Linked DNA regions of Homo sapiens: region 2 is linked to region 1. A link is a loop called in an ENCODE intact Hi-C map of the cell type or tissue named here. Cell type or tissue: gastrocnemius medialis. All regions are shown on one strand. Links, peaks and the distances in the headings refer to the core of each region. The heading gives the core; the rest is flanking DNA.

What was found. Hi-C counts contacts between places; a loop is a spot of excess contacts. Peaks named below come from ENCODE experiments on the same cell type or tissue, not always from the same donor. Only the 100,000 strongest peaks of a DNase experiment are listed, where the experiment ranks them.
Region 2: a loop joins it to region 1, with 7 times the contacts of the local background. A loop is called at or near these places in 9 of 110 quality-filtered maps.

The regions. Positions count from the first base shown.
Region 1 is chr2:119,307,677-119,316,894 of GRCh38, forward strand. It overlaps C2orf76 (chromosome 2 open reading frame 76), which reads right to left. Exons shown (of 6, transcript NM_001322331.2): 5 at 3,946-4,027. Among named protein-coding and RNA genes, the nearest start is that of C2orf76, 55 kb to the right of the region's middle. RefSeq lists enhancers at 1-158, 5,596-5,695 and a silencer at 4,282-4,341. In gastrocnemius medialis, for the core only: a CTCF peak has its summit at 3,391 (motif pointing left); no DNase peak of the experiment used is centred there; H3K27ac peaks cover 996 bases.
Region 2 is chr2:119,007,028-119,016,245 of GRCh38, forward strand. No RefSeq gene overlaps it. Among named protein-coding and RNA genes, the nearest start is that of MARCO, 69 kb to the left of the region's middle. In gastrocnemius medialis, for the core only: a CTCF peak has its summit at 4,571; no DNase peak of the experiment used is centred there.

The DNA.
Region 1 (9,218 bases), core at 2,356-4,855:
GCAGTTTGGAGTCCTCACAACACCCTGAAATGAGTGGAGAATCTGGGAAAATAATCTGACTCTGATCCAGGACCAATAGCCTTAAAGTAAGAGGACAAAAAGAGGGATTTGCTTCTCACCTTTACAGATGGTTCATTACATAAGTCAGTTTGAAATTAATCACAACAAGACCAACAACTCAATATTTTAGTAAAGTCAAAACTTGCCAACTGCCTTCTCCAGGACAGTTTCCAAACAAAGCAGTTGTTCCTGAGGGCCTTTTACACACATCACTCCGGATGCCTTCATTGTTTTACACAACCTTTATGACAACCTTCTAGAATAGGTTTCATTATTCTGTTTTTACAGAAAACAAAATAGAGTTTCAGAGAGGATAAGAGGCTTACAGAAAGCAAGCAAAGCACACAGCCTTCATTCTAACCGATTTTCCCCAACTTCATGGGTTTATACTTTTAAAAAAAATTCGTCCTTTAATTACAAGGAATACATGTAAACTGTAGAAAAATTTTTAAATCACCATAAAAGCAATTAGATAATACAGAAAAGAAAGAAGAATATCAATTACTGGCAATGCCAGCACCTCAAGAAACCATTTCTATAATTTTGGCGTATGATCTTTTCTCCATATACGCATAAACAATAATCTTACATGTATACTTTAAACATTTTAAAACAATAATGGGGTCGGGCACAGTGGCTCATGCCTGTAATCCCAGCACTTTGGGAGGCCAAGGCAGGTGGAAAACCGAGGTCAGGAGTTCGAGACCAGCCTGGCCAATATGGCAAAACCCGGTCTCTACTAAAAAATACAAAAATTAGCTGGGCATGGTGGTGCACACCCATAATCCCAGCTACTCAGGAGGCTGAGGCAGGAGACTTGCTTAAACCCAGGAGGTGGAGGCTGCAGTGAGCTGAGATTGTGCCACTGCACTCCAGCCTGGGCGACAGAGCAAGACTCTGGTCTCAAAACAAAAACAAAAACAAAAAAACCCAAACAATAATGGTATCACACAGTATGTTCTATTTCTATTCAATAAATCAAGCTCTACATCAGTGCTTCACATACAGGGAAGGTCAGGGCTAACCCCACCACCCTTCTGAAGACTTAGCACAACCTCACAGCTTGTCCCTGTTGGCTTAGAAACAAGTACCATTGAAATTCAAACTTGAGAAAGTCTTATTGGTCAAACCGACCCACAGAAAATTCAAGGTCATATTCATTCCCGACGGTGGTATAAGAGTATCCATTTTCCTACACCTTGAACTCCCTTGGACAATGCCACTTTTTCATGTCTGCTAATCTTATAACAATTGCTGCTGTCCAAGGTCACCCAGACAGTAAAAGACAGAATCAGGTTTTGGACCCAAGCACTCTGGCTCTGGACTCTGTTATTTTCATAGAGATGAGCATGCTAATTGTTGTGCAGGCTAATCTAGAGCTCCTGGCCTCAGGCGATCCACTAGCCTGGCATCCCAAACTGCTAGGATTACAAGCATGAGCCACTGCACCTGGCCCCAGACTAGAGTCTTAACACTAGACTCTACTACATAAAACAGTATCTATGTACTCATTTCTAATAAGTACTCATTCTCTCCTAATAAGGTGGAGCTATTTTTTATGTGTGAGTTATTTCTTCTATCAATAGAATTTTTCTTTTTCATAGTAATTACAAGGGCTCTTTATAAAGTCAGGCTAGTAACTTTTCTTTTTTTCTCTTTTTCTTTTTTTTTTTTTTTTTTTTTTTTTTGAGATAGAGTCTCACTCTGTTGCCCAGGCTGGAGTGCTGTGCTGGAGTGCAGTGGTATGATCTCAGCTCACTGCACCCTCTACCTTCCAGGTTCAAGCCGTTCTCGTGCCTTAGCCTCCCAAGTAGCTGGGATTACAGGCGTGTGCCACCACACCTGGCTAATTTTTGTATTTTTAGTGAAGATGGGATTTCACCATATTGGCCAAGCTGGTCTCGAATTCCTGACCTCAAGTGATCCTCCCCGCCTTAGCCTCCCAAAGTGCTGGGATTATAGGCATGAGCCACCATGCCCGACCCCAGGCTAATAACTTTTTATCTGTTGTATATGCTGCAGATATTTTTCAAAGTTTATTGTTTCTCCTTTAACTGTGTTTACAGTTTTTAGTTTATAGGTAGTCAAATTTATCACTTCTCCCCCTTTATGGCTTCTGTCTTTGAGCTCATGCTTGGAAAACTCTTCTCCTTCCCAAGATTATGAAATTATTGAACTACACTTTCTTTTTAAAAAATTTTTTTACATTATAACATTTAACCCATCTACAATTTATTTTGTAATAAAAACAGAGATGAGATACGAGTTTGAATTTTATTTTCCTGAATGCTTTGGCAATGGGCTTGACATAATTTTCTGGCTAAATCATTCTTTCCTCACTTATTTGAAATGTCAACTTTATCATCCTGTGAAATATTACCCTTTTTTTCATTTTTGGATTCTCCAGTGTTTTCCATGGAGCTGTCTGTCAACACCCCCATTAATATCAGTCTGTAATATTCATTATGCTTTATGCTTTAACAACAAGCAGGGCTACCTTATGGGTGCTACATGCCCCAATCACAAAGGTGCCACCTGCTACAATAATATAATAGCATTTAAAGAAACAAATGCCAAATTTAAAATCATTCTTCAAAATAACAACCTTACATATTCATAACATGGAAAGACAAGAATATTCTAGCAAATATTGTAGACATCAACACAGAAATCAAGTCTAAGATTTCACAACATGGTATTTAAGATCCTATTTAACTCAGAAGATCTATGTCAGGAATTCATGCTCATCACGTGAATCAATCAGAAGTAAATTCCTGATACAAGTGATTAAAGTAACTCAAAATAATACTTGTCAAAAAAAAAATTCAGGCTCCCAATGTGCACCTCACTAACCGTGTTCCTTAACAAGTGCATATAAATAATTATGAACAATGTGAGGCCGAGGCAGGCAGATCGCCTGAGGTTAGAAATTCGAGACCAGTCTGGCCAATATAGTGAAACCCTGTCTCTACTAAAAAAATACAAAAATTAGCCAAGCGTGCTGGTGCACACCTGTGGTCCCACCTACTCAGGAAGCTGAGGCAGGAGAATCGCTTGAACCCGGGAGATGGAGGTTGCAGTGAGCCGAGACTGCACCACTGCACTACAGCCTGGGCGACAGAGTGAGACTCTGTCTCAAAAAATAAATAAATTAATAAATAATTAAGAAGAAGCATGGCTTGTGACACTGCATCCGTCACCAACCGCAGAGGTGTGTGAGGGGCACACTGCCTTTAACCACTCAGACCTCCCTGACAATCTCCACTCCCTCTCCTGCCAGATCAGCTTTAGGTGTACATATACGTAGAATAACAGTGACATCTAATGGTCACAAAACATGTCACATAACATTTATTTAGAATAAAACCACATGCACATTCTAGGCTGGAAGGCCCAATCAGGTACTTTTCAGCTGCACACACCAGGTTCCTATTTTAAATTCCATGCCTTGGTGGGCCCTGAGTGATTCGGAAGACTATCAAAAACCACACTGCATGTGATACCAACAATGCGTTTCATTATTCCTCATTAGTTCTTACTATGTCCATTTCTCTCCAACCATCGGCTCAAGTGACAATGATAAGAGTAAGTAGACGTGGTACTTACAACCCGTCACTTAAAATGACCCTCAGGAGAATTCTGAGCATACCTTCTGAAAACAGCCATTTGCATTCTGCATATTTGGAGAGCAGACACCTACTGTCCTCAGCCAAGAGATCGGAATGCACATCATTCTCATCCTCCTCCTCTGAACAGTTACCGGGCAGTGTCAGGGGGACCAAGGACAGCATTTACTTTCCAGTGAGTTATCCAAATACCATCAGCCAGGCCTCAGGATAGGCCGGCAGAGGTCCCCCTCCAGCAACACAAGGCCCCCTTCCTCACCGATTCCAGCTGCTTTCAGAGTGCTGTCTTCTTTCAGCAGGAGTCTTTCGTCATCTTCCAAACTCAACACAAGTTCATTTGTCTAAAAAAAAAAAAGAAAATCTGCATTTTATCAGTACTTACATGGGTTTGTTTGGTGAGACTTCTCAAAGACACAGAGTTGTAACTCTGAGCACAGCAATAATCTAAGTAGATTCCACTGCCCTGGCCGTAATGAGGGCAGTGAACAGAGGCACAGTGAGGTCCTGCCGAGCTCACGCACCACATAAAGCAGTGGGGACAGTTCTGTGGCATGGGCGTGAAGTCAGATCAGGATGCAAATCCAGACTCCACCAGCACCCAGCTGTGTGTTCTCAACAAGCTACACAACCTCTCTAGGACTCGATTTCCTCATTGGTAGAAAAGGGGAGGAGAGGCCCCTTCCTCATCACCTGTGGTAAGGGTGACAGGATGGGGCATATAAACCCTCAGCAGTGCCGGCCGCAGGGTGAGCACTCTCTCTTAGCTGTCACTGTTCTTTTGCTGCATCATCATCATCATCTTCTGCCATCCTCACCTGGTCAGCGACAGAGCTGAGCTTCCAGCTCTGGCCAGTCCGACTTCTGAGAGAAGCAAGTATACTTCCTTTTTTCGTTTTGTTTTTCGAGACAGGGTCTCACTCTGTCACCTAGGCTGGAGTGCAGTGGCGTGATTATGGCTCACTACAACCTCAGTCTCCAAGGCTCAAGCAATCCTCCCATCTCCAGCCTCCTGAGTAGCTGGGACTGCATACATGTGCCGCCAAGCCTGGCTAATTTTTTTTATTTTTAGTAGAGACGGGGTCTCACTATCTTGCCCAGGCTCGTCTCAAACTCCTGAGGTCAAGTGATCCTCTGACCTTGGCCTCCCAAAATACTGGTATTACAGGCATGAGCCACCACACCTGGCCACAAGTATACTTCAAACGGCCAGAAGTCCACATATCTAAAAACCTTGCCCAAGCTAAAAAACATCTGGTTCCATGTCACATTAATTGGAATATTTCTCTATGTGATTTGGGGTGGGGGTAAATGAGAGTGCTCTCCAGTGATATTTACAAATCCAGTGAGACTCATAAATACAAGTGAAAATTTAAACTTGCTATTGACTGGGTGCGGTGGCTCATGCCTGTAATCCCAGCACTTTGGCAGGCCGAGGCAGGCAGATCACAAGGTCAGGAGATCGAGACCATCCTGGCTAACATGGTAAAACCCCGTCTCTATTAAAAATACAAAAAAATTAGCCGGGAGCGGTGGCAGGTGCCTGTAGTCCCAGCTACTCAGGAGGCTGAGGCAGGAGAATGGCATGAACCTGGGAGGCAGAGCTTACAGTGAGCTGATATTGCACTACTGCGCTCCAGCCTGGGCGACAGAGCAAGACTCCATTCAAAAAAAAAAAAAAAAAAGTTGCTATCTGCCCCTAAATAGCACAAAGAGATAACCACTAGTGGCACACAGCACTACTTGTCAACCAGAACACACCTGTTTAGCAACATATTCTATTTGTAGAATACAGCTGAGACAGAGAGTCAACAGAAAGGCCTCTCAGCAGCCAAATCAGAAGCCCAAGCCACGCAGGGTTTATGGACCTCATTCACTGCAGAGCACAGGGGCTTAAAACTCCAGAGCATACAGATTAAAAGAAAAAATACTTTACTCAAAAAATCATTTTAGAATAGGTAATACAGTCTGTAATCCCAGCACTTTGGGAGGCCAAGGCAAGAGGACTGTTTGAGCCCAGGAGTTTGAGACCAGCCTGAGCAAGATAGCAAGACCCGATCTCTACAAAAAAAAAAAGTTTTATTTAATTAGCTGGGTGTGGTGGCACACATCTATACTACTAGATACTCAGGAGGCTGAAGCAGGAGGATATCTTGATCCTGGGAGGTAGAGGTTGCAGTGAGCTGTGTTCATGCCACTGCACTCCAGCCTGAGCAACAGAGTGAGATTGTGTCTCAAAAAAACAAAAAACAAAGAATAAGTAATATCTACTCATTATACAAAGTTCTCCAAGCATATATGAATAGAAAGTGAAAAGTCAGTCTCCTTCCAATCCCCATCCACCAGCTATCTAGTTCTCCAGAGAGGACTGGGACCACTGAGAGGACCTGTTTCCCACACCCTCCCAACACAGTATATTAGCAAAGCCTTCTGATCCTTGCCAATCTGACAGGTGTGGATTAAGTATAGTCTTAATTTGTATTTTATTATGCTTAAAGTTCTGAATATTTTCTATTTTTTAATGGAATTGTAGGCTAATTTTTCCAATAGAATTGTAGAGTCTAGAGCATCTTCACATGCTAAGGAAATTCGGCCTTTTCTGTAAGTTAGAAAAATTTCCCCCACTTTTCATTTGTTCCTTGCTTTTCTCAGTGGTTTTTTTTTTTTTTTTTTTTTTTACATAGAAGGTGTTAAATGAATTTTCGTGGAATAAATAAGTTAGTGAATGAAGTAAAATGTATCAATCTCATATCGTTTCTCAGTTTTCTGTCATATTTAGAAAGCCCTTCTTCACGCCAAGATTTTTTAAATTCCCTGTTCTCTTCAAATATTTTTAAGAATTTCATTTTTTGAATTTTTCATCGTGGAGAATTTCAAATATACAATAGATACAGAATAGTGTAATAAACCCCCTGCCCTGTACCCAGGACCCAACTTGAACAAATTATCAAGTCATGTTCCATCTGTTTCATCTCTATCCTCATCTATGGGTTTAATTTTTTAATCCAAGGGGTATTTATTTTGGCATAAAGAAAAATACATGGATTCAACTTAGCTGTTTTTTAGATGTTTATGCAGTTATTCAAATACTATTTATTGAGTCCTCCATCTTTTCTTTACAAACTTGAAATGCCATATTTACTATACATTCAATTTCCATATTTGGAAATATTGGGGTCTATTTTGGAACTTTTAATTCTGTGCCCTTAAACTACCAGTTCATGTGACAGTGCCATACTGTTCTAATTACTATCGTTTTATAACATGTCTTATATGTTAGAGCTAATTACTCTCATTTCTCTTTTTCAAAATTCTCCTGATTATTCTTATTTTTTACATACTGATTTTAAAATCAGCTTATTTAGTTTACATATAAACACAAGTATTGTATTTTATTGGGGCAGCATTAAATATGTAAATTAAGAGAGAACTGATTTTACGCTGTTGTATCTTCCTATCCAAAATATCCTAAGCATTTCTATTTAAGTCTTATTTTGGAACTCTCATAGCAGGTTTTGTTTTGTTGTTAAGTTGAAGTACAGTTTCACACAATGAAACGCACAGATCTTGAGAGGAGTTCACTTTAATGGGTCTGAAAAATTAATCGCAGAGTTTAGATGCGTATTTTCAAGTGTGTGTGTGGTGAGGGGTGAGGAAGGACAGCAGCATTTTAAGTTTTCTTTTTAAAGACCTTGCACATTTCTTATAAAGTTTGTTCCAGGATATGACTTCCACACATAAAATGGAAATTAAAGTTTTTATTTCAATCTTAATAGAAATTATTCCGACTTTATAAACACACCACTGATTACCATCCATAATACACACACACATACACACACACACACACAGAGGAGGCTCGGGTGGGAAGGTATCCAGTCAGTCTTTTTATTGTGGGAATGGGAAGAAATTTCTGAGGATATGTAGTAACTGCAATTAGGAAAGTCTCTAAGCCCAGAAAATTAGGGAAATGGGGAAAATGCCTTTTATGAATGAGTTCATTAAGACAAAGGAATTATTTAGAAGTCTCTCCTTTCAGCTGACGAAGGAGATTAAAATTACAGCTGAGTTGGAACACTAACAGGCCAAGCCAGCAATGCCACAGGCCCCGCAGATGGGGAATAGAAAATGAAAGGACAACAATAACTTGGAAATGAGAAAAATGACTGTGAACTGGATAAGGCACAAATGAGGACATGTGGATGAAGTTTCTCTGAAGTTTTAAAACCGTATCTGTGAAAATATATTGAACTCTTCCCTTAGAAAAGTTGAAGCAGAAACTTGCAGAACCATCCCCAGGGCATCTTAACTAGCATTGTTATGATTTGGATCAAAGTTCATAAAGCCAGATTCCAGAAGCACTCTGAGTGACTTAATTGTTTTGGGAGTCCTCCCTTAAACAAATACATTGTTCAACTGGAAAAACAAGCCCTAATTTTATAACTAGAACCTGCCAGTGTGAAACATATGTCTTAAATATAAGTAACAATTCTAAGATTGTTTTGTCTTCCGATGACAGGATAATTTCCAGATTTTTTAAATGTTATAATACTGATAATTTGAACATGATGAACTATGTCTCCACTAAGATAAAGGAATAATTTACTACTTACTCCTTTTTGGCAACATGAGCATATGAAAAGCCAAATGATGTAGAACATGCAGCAATGAATGGAGAATGGGGACTTGCTTTGCTTTACAACCTTTTTGAAGAGCGTATTGTTTTATTTTAACTTTATTTTATATTTGTATTTGTATTTTAGATGTATATAATACACAAAAATATAGAACATTACCTATTCTCTACATTTTAGGAATGAGGTTGAAAACATTCCTGTCCCAGAGGAGAGAAATTGGACGAAGTCCAAATATGGTGGCCACACATTCTAGTACCAATCAAAAGGGCAGATTCCATACCACAGCCCCAGACACGTGTGAGCATGACATTTTGAGGCATTTCACAATGGATATTGTAAAACTGGCATATACAATCCTTGGTATAAAAAATAAAGTTACTAGAAGGAACCAAGCCTACTAAACCCTTGACTTTTGCTCAGTGAAACTGATTTTGGACTTCTGACCTCCAGAATTGTAGGAGAATAAATGTGTGTTGTTTTAAGCCACAAAAATATTTTTTAAATAACATAAATTTTAAAACACAGTTACTAATCAATGGTCAACAGACATAGCCTCATGCCATTTTCTTGTGATCTGTGATACGCATTTATCTGAAAGGTGATTGAGTGTATGGAGTGCATCTACGACTACAGAAGACAATGAAATAAAATGAATTAATAAATACTTCATTCAAAAATTGTTATGGAAAAACTCCTATGAGCCAGGCACTGTGCTAGGTATTGGGATATGACAAATAATATCTTATTCTTGAGTAGTTTATATAATACAGGAAGATTACTGCTTTAATGAGGACTCTATGGAAGGCCAGAGATTAAAGAAAAAAAGATCACTCTGCTCTGTCTGTATGATAAACAAATCTTTGACTGTGGCTTCATAAAAACGTTACTCTAAAAAAGT
Region 2 (9,218 bases), core at 3,253-5,752, 300 kb before region 1:
CACCCAGCATATCTTCCCTTCTTCCTTCCACTACTCCAGAATTCTCCACACTCTTTAAGTCCCAGGACAAATTGTGCCTCCTTTAGAAAATCTTTTTGATTGCTCTCACTTCAGATAAATATTTCGTTTCTCTTTATCCATATAGCCCACCCATGTAAAGAAGGAAAGTTCAGTGAGAATCTAAGACTTACTTACTATGTGGTTTGTAGCATGCTAGATGCTAGATGCATTGTATTTTTGCACTGAATACCCATGATCGTTTATATTCCTCTCAGCAACATTGAATGAAAAATTCCATTATTATCTCCATTTCACAAATGTAAAAACTGAGGCTGAGAGAAATAAAATGATTTTCCTTTGGTCTTTAAAACTCATCTTCTGGTCTTTCAGTTTTAAATACATTTTTGCTTGCACCACGCTAGATTCAAGAGGCATTCAGAAAACATGCATTGTTGCAAAATGAATCAGACAGTATATAGGAATCTTTATTATTAAAATTGTACACAAATAGCACTCACCTGATGGGGTTGTTGTAAGTCTGTGGGATTAGCCAGGTGATAAAGCCGACTTCAAGGAATTTGTTTAAACACTCTTCAGTTCCCCTTTGTGGCAGGGTAATCAGAAGTGAATAAGGCCAAGTCCTAGGAATATAAACCAAAAACTCACAAAAAGAGAGACTATAGGCTAGTAAACATATTTTTAAATGTTTATCCTCACTTATAATAAAAGAAATGCAAAAAAAAAGAGAACACTTATTTGCATGTTAAATTGGCAATTTAAAAAAAATCCTTGATGTTGATGAGACAGGAAGAAAACAGGCCCCAGTATCCACTGGAAATAGAAATAGAGATGGATTTTCAGTGAGGGAAAGGGGCAATATGGCAAGATGGAACCCAAGCTTTTTGAAACAAACAAAAAAAACTAATTGAAATGCCCACTGTATTGGTCAGCTATTGCTGTGTAACGAATCAAACTCAGATGGTAGGTTACAACAATTATTTATGCTCACCCACACATCTTTGGATCAGCTGGGGATTGGCTATCTAAGCTAGACTCCACTAAGCAGCTCTGCCTCAAGCCACAGGACCAGCTGGATTTGGCTCCTTGCTGTGGCTCAGGCTCAGGTCTGCTCCATCTGTCTTCTCTCTGGAGCTCTTCTGGTGAAAGTAGTGGATACAAAGGCAAGCAGGAAGACATTGATTTCTCCTAAGGCCTGGGCTCAGAAGTGGCACATTTCCCTGGTCAAAGCAAGTCACATGGTCAAGTCCAAAGTCAGAGCAGGGAAGTTCACTCCATCTAGAGTTGAAGGATGGTAAAACCACACGGAAAAGGGAGTGGACAGGAGGGGTACAGAACCAGGCTAATGAGACAATCTGCCAACCACAGAAGTACATGTGAGCTCCTCGGAGTATTGTGAAGAGCACTGTGGAGTCACACAAATGTGCCTTTAACTTATGTAAATTCTACTACCTGTGTTCAGAAACATGTAAAGAAAGCAGCCATTTAAGCAGTAGTCTAAAGTGCTATTTCATATGTATCTTCTTTATTATAGGCTACACATTATACCTTTACACATATACTTTAGTATACATGGTGTGTATATGAAACAAAGAACACTGTACTTTATGGATGACTTAAGAGGTTTTCCAAGGAATTTCACTTTATTTGACTATATGCGTGAGCTGAGATTTGCTTCTATTCTAGAGAAGAATTAGAAATAGCCAATGACTGACAGTAGAGGTTTGGTTAACTAAATGATAGTACGTTAAATGTAATTACAGACTCTTAACTATTATAAACCATATTACAGAGGATGCTTAGGAATATGGGGAAGTATTCGTGATATATTTAAGGAAAAAAGTTGTAAAACAATATGTACAGAAGGACTACAATGAAATAAGAACAGTTTCCTCCTTCTCCTTCACCGTCTCCACTCCAGATTCAATCCAGCACCAAAGACCTGTGAGTCTCCCTCGATGTTTCTTGGGTCTGTCCTCTTATCTCCCACCCCCAGCCACTCCACACCTACCCCTTCCATGCCCAAGCCACACCATTCGTGACCTAGAAGACTGCAATAGCCTCTGAACTGGTCTCTTTCCCTTCAATCATGCTCCCTTCTATCCATTAGACCAAAAGAGCCAGAAGGACCTCAGATCTAGTCACTTCCCTTGTTTAAAACACTTCCAAGACCACCTGCTGCCATTACAAGGAAGTCCCCACTCCCAGCCACAGTGGAAGAGGTCCTCGGTCATCTGGCCCTGATGACCTCTCAGCTTTCAGATCACCACTTTCCACCTACCCAGAATTTACTCTCCAGCCTGAGGTCAACCTTAGTGTAAGTACCCAGAGTGCCTGTGGTCATTCATCTCTCCCTCCACCCTTTTTGTCCTGAGGCTCAAACACCTGGATTCTGCTTACGTGATGGTACTCAGCGAGGTCTGGAACTGCTGTTTCTCTCTGCTCTGAGGCAGGGGCCATATCTACCTTGCTACAACCCCATTGTTGAGTGCGGTGCATGGCACACAGCGTGTGTATATATATTTAATAAATGAACTGTTTAAAAAATGTACACGCTGAGGGGAAAATTACAAAGAAATGGAGGAAAACACACCAAAATGTTTCTCTTTGGTAGAAGGATTATGATTGATTTTAATTTTATTTTTTATACTTTTCCATGGCTTGAGGGTTGTCTACCATGAGTGTAAGTTTATAAACAGAGAAAAATTGCCAGTTGAAGCCAACAATAAAAGTGCAATATGCATCATCGAAGAACCCAGAAACCTCCTCCTCCTGAGTTCAGGCTTTCGGTCTTGGTCGTCGTGGGTCTGCTGTGTGTCACTGGTGGGCGGGCCCATTCTAGGACAGGAGGTACAGTGTCCAGAGAACATGGATGCTGGGCGGGCTGAGAAGAGAAATGGGACTGAAGATTGGGGGAGAGAGAGATGGGGTGCAGGAGAGAACTTGATGTTTTAGAGCAAAATATAATACATCCTGTTTGTATGCTGATGGGAATGACCCAGTAGAGAGGGAGAAATCAATAATTCAAGAGAGAGGGCATAATTTCAGGAGCAGAGTTGTTATGAGGACGAGGGGGCAAAGGATCCTGAGCAATCGGTGGGAACAGGAATAGTTTTTCTAGTACAGCAGTAAGGAAGGCAAAGCTATGAATAAAGATGCAGTCACCAGTGGATCTGGTGGTGGGAAGATGAGGGATGAAGGAATTCTCATCTGAAAATTGCTTCTATTTTCTTAGAGGGCATGAGCCAAGGTCAGCAGCTGAGTGGATGGGGAGGAACAGGTGCTGGCGGGTTGTCAAGGGAAAAGGATCCAACTCTAGAGTGGGGAGGGTGTGCTGCCGCCTTTCCTGGAAGTGTTGGGGATCGTCAGGAGGCTATCGTTTGAGGGCTCACCCTGTGCCAGGCACACGCTTTCTCATGTAATCTGTAGAGCAACCTGCAAGGTAGATACTACAAGGACCATCTACGGATGAGGAGCTGTGTGTTCACAGTTACACAGCTGGTAGGAGGCCGAGGCAGGATTTGAACACAGGTGTGTGTAGAGCTGAGTGGTCCTCCACTCATCCTGCTGAAGACACCTGCGCAGCACCTTCACGTGCTTCCTCTCCTTCCTACCCAGCTGGGCACCAAGTCTTGCCGTGGCTAGCCTCCTGGTTAAGTCCCATTTCCTGAGAATGGCAAATTTGGGAGCTCTAATACATTGATGGCTACTGATAGTTTAATGTCCTAACCCAAGGGTTCTTCACTGCTTCATCCTGTGCCGCACCTCTGTTTTCCTTTGTACCGGTCACAACCGTGTCCCCAACCTCACTATCTCACGCTTGCATCTTCCCCACCGCAACTTAGCAGATATTGACACATGCCTACTCTCCATGAGGCACTGTGCTGAACACTGCTGATAGGAAGATCAGAGACCCAGTTCCTGCACCAAGGCTAGGATCCACAGAAAACCACGAGGAAATGTGATTTCAAAACAGTGATGAGTTAGGGTGGCCCAGGACGGTGAGGGCCAGCAGGGCCTCTGATGTGAACTCCTACCAGGCCCAGGGCCAGAGTGGGATTCCTTCCTGCACCCCGCTCCCGAACTCCATATAGTACAACCTTAATGAACACGGACAAAATTGCTTTGTCTCCTCAAAATAGCATTAAAGATAACACACGAAATTTGCAGGTCTGTTCAAATGCATGTTAAAACAGTATTTTCCTGGATTTTCTGATTGCAGTGCTTGGATCAGCTGATGAGAGCTTTTCTCCACATCTCCACACCTTTTGGCGGGGCTTGGGAAGAACGTAGCAGGTGCTCCATGGCACACAGAAGGTGCTTGGTACACACGGATGCTTGGCCCCCGAGGAACCTGGCAAACCCTGGGCGGATGACTGGCTGTTGCAAGTAGTGGCAGGGCTGGAAACTGAGGAACAGCCTGGGGAAGGGGGAGTTTCACGTCGCTGGGCTCCACAAACATGACCTGGGGCTGCTCCACCCCTCTGTCCCTTCTGAGTAGAAGGGGGGCTTAGTCCAGTGGCGGCCGCGCCGCAGGAGGTTGCTTTCTCTCTCCCGGCACGCGGGGTCGCTGCAGGCCGTGCTCAGCCCTCCAGGAGCCGGCCGGTGTCCGCGCTCGCGGGCGGCTCTGGGACCGGGAGAGGCTGCGGCTCCCCGCTAAGGCTCCTGCGGCCGGCGCCTCCTGGACCCACCCACCCACCTCGGAAGACAGACGCCTCTCTTCAGCTGTACCGGCCCCAGGCTCCGCCAAACTCCCTCCTCGCCCTCTCCTTCCGACCCCCTAGTAATAACAAATTCACTGTTGACCCTGGACAGATGGTGTTCAAAAAGCTACGTGCAGGGGGCCAGTACACTTAGGTCGCAGGGAAACTCCCACGTATTAAGCACCGACTGTGAACTGGTACACTGTGGGGTTCTTTATAGACATTAATTCCCCAGAACAATCCCACGATACGCTATACTGCCCATTTTAGTAAGAAGAAAACAAGCTCAGAGAGGTTAGGTTATTTGCCCAGGGCCACACAGCGAGAAGGTAAGCAACAGAACTGGTGGTCCAAACCCAAGGTTGACCCAGAAGGCCATGTCTTCCCCTATACCTGCCACCATCTTCCCATGCCAACCCCCACAGGGTAAAGAGTTTGGGCAGGAGGAGGTGGCTACTCCAGCAGGTTTGCTGGAGGGACTTCTGAAGAGCCTGGGGAGACTAGGAGTTCTGTAGTGGGAAAGCATCAAAGTAGTCAAGGGGCCTGAGTTCTAGTCCCTAGTCTGCCAAATAGTGGGTTATGACGTCAAGCCAAGTCTTTCTCCTCCAGGTCCTGTTTCCTCATTTGGACTAGGAAGAGTGGGACGGGGTCATTTAAACACCAGCACCATCTTCTACAGTTTGTGCATGGAAGACTCCTGGATCAGGGCTGGTTAGTGAGAAGAGAAGAGAGCCAGGAGGAGGCCTTCACGCAACTCATGTTGGGGCTGTGCCATCTGCGAAGTGAGGTTGCTGGATACCAGAGGCCCAGAGCCCCTGAAGAGTGGCCCCGGCCACAGGCCCACCTGGGTGGCAGGGCAGCACAGGCCCACACCAGTGGGCACTCACCCATGGACTCGGTGAGTGCCACCTACTGTCTCATGCCCTCTGGCATTTGATAGCCCCCCTTCCCTCTGCTGGAAGCTGCCTCTCTCCTCCAGCTCTTTTCCTGGGGAGTGTTTCTGGTTTAATTCTGTTTCAACAAACTTACCTGGGCGGCTCATTCTAAGTGCCAGGCCTGCAGCAGGTGCTGGGCATGTGACCTGGGCCAGCTGGACCCTCAAGGTGCTCAGCCCGGTGGGGGGACAGAACCATCAACAGACAACTAGATGATCTAATATGAGATGCAGGGACACAGAAGAGGATGGGAACCCGCCTGGGCTGGTGAAGGGCAGAGAGCCTTCCCCTGGGAGCCCCACCTGAATTGGAAAATGAGTACAAGACAACAAGGGGAGAAGCAGACACTGCAGGAGGAGGGAGCTGCATGAGCCAGGGTGGGGCTGGACATTCAGGGAACATGACCAGTGAGGAGGCCAGCCCAGCAGCGGAGCCACGACAGCATGGGGCAGGGACAGGCCAAGGGGCATGGGATGGGAGGGCCTGCAATGCACAGAACGGAGGGCAGGGTCCTAGCTGATTCCAGGTTCCCAGCTGGGGTGCTCAGGAGTGTCACCAAAACAGAGAATGCAGGAGACAGGCAGGTCAGAGAGAGATAGGCTTGGGTTTCCCTGTGGAACCTGAGAAGAGCTGTCCAACTGGCATGGGCAGCAGGGACCCTTTGGGGCTACCTGGGCCTGCTGAGGTGGCCCTCTCATGGCACCCCAAGTGTGGAAAGTTCTCAGAGACAATAAAGGCTACTCTGTGATGCTGATTGTGGCTCCTGCTGTCATTGATAAAAGAGGCTGAAATTAAAAATCAGCCTCCTCCCCAGGTGGGCTGCATTTACAGATGCTCCTAGCTCTGCACCCGGTGGCACTTTATCTCCTGGATGAGTGGACTTGACTCTTGGAGAAGCTGACAGTCCAAGGCCACATCCCCATGAGGCACGGAGACCAAGGTGTCACTGCTTATATCAGTATGCCCAGAGAGCCCTCTTCACTCCCATCCATAGAGGGTTAGCTTACAGAGCTGAGGCATATGGCAGACCAGAGGGAAAATTACCCTGTAAAGACTGCGGGCCTCTCAGGCCTTCCTGTAGCAGGAAACCACAGTGATGCACTTACTTAACAAAAGTGTATTGAGCAGCTTCTTTGGGCCAGGCACTGTGCCAGGTACTGGGGATCCAGGGATGAAAGTCCAGATCGAGGCCCCTCAGGACTTCACAGTCTAGTGGACATCAGGCAATTTCAGCAGGGCATGACACACACAGTCACAGGATGGTGACATAAATGCCTAGAGGAAGGGCATTTGAGAAGACTTGAAGAAGAAGAGGAAGCAGGGCACGCTGTGCTCCCCTATCATACTTTCTGGTGCGATCATATGAATTTTTTAATTGAGCATCTACTATCTACCAGGTTCCTGAGATGAAGCATCTCTAATCTGTGCCACCACTTAGAAGGCAATTTATAGTGGGAGAAACCACTCTCAGAAAGGATAACTGGCTTGTTCTAGCCCACACTGCTGGTGAGGAGAGGAAAAGAGGTTCAAATCCAGGGGTATCTGACTCCCAAGGCCCAAACTCTCCATCCTACAGTGCCGTGCACTCCAGCCCTCTGTAGGCTCCGCTCTACGGGAGCCGCTATAGTAAAGTAGAGAAATGGAAGAATACATAACCAAGGCTTGAGCGAAGGCCTAGAACAAAATGTAGAAAAATCAGAATGCCAGTGTGGGAGGATTATTAAACGGCATGACAGCCAGGCACGGTGGCTCACGCCTATAATCCCAGCACTTTGGGAGGCCAAGGCGGGTGGATCACCTGAGGTCAGGGGTTCCAGGCCAGTCTGGCCAACATGGTGAAACCCCATCTCTACTAAAAATACAAAAATTAGCCGGACATGGTGGCACACGCCTGTAATCCCAGCTACTTGGGAGGCTGAGGCAGCAGAATTGCTTGAACCCAGGAGGAGGAGGTTGCAGTAAGCTGAGATCACACCACTGCACTCCAGCCTGGGCAGCAGATGAGACTTAGTCTCCAAATAAATACATAAATACATAAATAAGGTCATGACTTTAGTTGAAGTCCTTCATTTAGAGACAATGGAGGCCTATGGTGGCAATAAGATTGGCCCCAGGACATAGCTGGTTGACTGCTGATCTGGATTAGAACTCAGGTCTCCTGGCTCCCAATTCAGGGCTTCATTCACTCAAGAAGCTGTGCCACTCTTGGAACACACACACACACACACACACACACACACACACACAGAGTTGCTCAAATCAGTGAATGATTCTGTCTTTGGGCAGCACAAATCTTTAATGTTTTGAGATCACAATGAAATGGAAATTACTCAGAACAAACTTCTGCTATGGGAGTGTCTTGGGCCAGATGAAGGGGGCTGGTGGTAGGGAACATCTCAGACACTTTGTAGGAGATCTTCCTGAGGGTGTCAGTGAACAAGACGCAGTGACAAAACGACTTCACAAAATAGAGAAACAATGTGGTCAGAGGGATTGATCAGAGAGACTCCCTGTCCTGGCCCCTGTTCGCTGAGCAATTCAATGACATTTGTCCTGTGTGGGCCAGTTACTCAATTGTTGTCTTAGTATGTAATTTTATTTAAAATATTTGATAAAATAGCAACATATTTAGCTGATTAAAAAGTTCAAACAGTTTTTAAATTTTTTTGTTTTGTTTTTCATTTTTTTAATTAATTTTTAATTTTATTTTAAGTTCCAGGGTACATGTGCAGGATGTACAGACATGTTACACAGGTAAACGTGTGCCATGGTGGTTTGCTGCAGCTATCAACCCATCACTTAGGTATTAAGACCAGCAGGCGTTAGCTATTTCTCCCAGTGCTCTCCCTCCCCACACCCCGCCTCCCGCCATGCCCCAGTGTGTGGTGTTCCCCTCCCAAAACAGTTCTTGAAAACATAAAATACACTACCAGCTTTAGCCTTCCTTTCTACACCGACCCCCACTCAGTTCTCCTCCCAGATGTACTTTAAACTCCACAGTCAAAAGTCAGACTCATGGTTTACACCAAAGGGGCATGCCTTTTTTTTTTTTTTTTAACATATTTTTTCTTAGGAATCTGCTCCTACATTTCTTATCTCACTTGATGAAGCAACCATTCGCACAGTGTGTCAAGCCAGAGGTGGTTATTAGTTCACATGTATTCTCCCCTCAGAATAATTTACTGTAATCCGTATACAGTATATAGGGTTTTTATTAACACAAATGGCATGATACTGAACACACTGTTCTCTGCCGAGCCGATTTTTATCCTTCCTTATGGCTACGGCATATTCCACAGTACAGACGCTGCGTAACTCACTCGCCTGGTCCTCAGTGGGTGGTGTTAGTTGTTTGCAGTCAGCGCTATCGCAAACAGTGCTGCCGGGAGACCCTGCCCAGTGCCTCTTGGTGAATCTCTGCAGAGGCAGCTGCAGCGGAATTGCTGGATTAAGTAGTATATGCACTTGAAATGCTGACATATTCCTAAATTGTCTTCCGATAAGGTTGCGCTGATTGACTCCCACCAGCAATAAGAGGGTGGCTATTTCCCCACACCTTTGG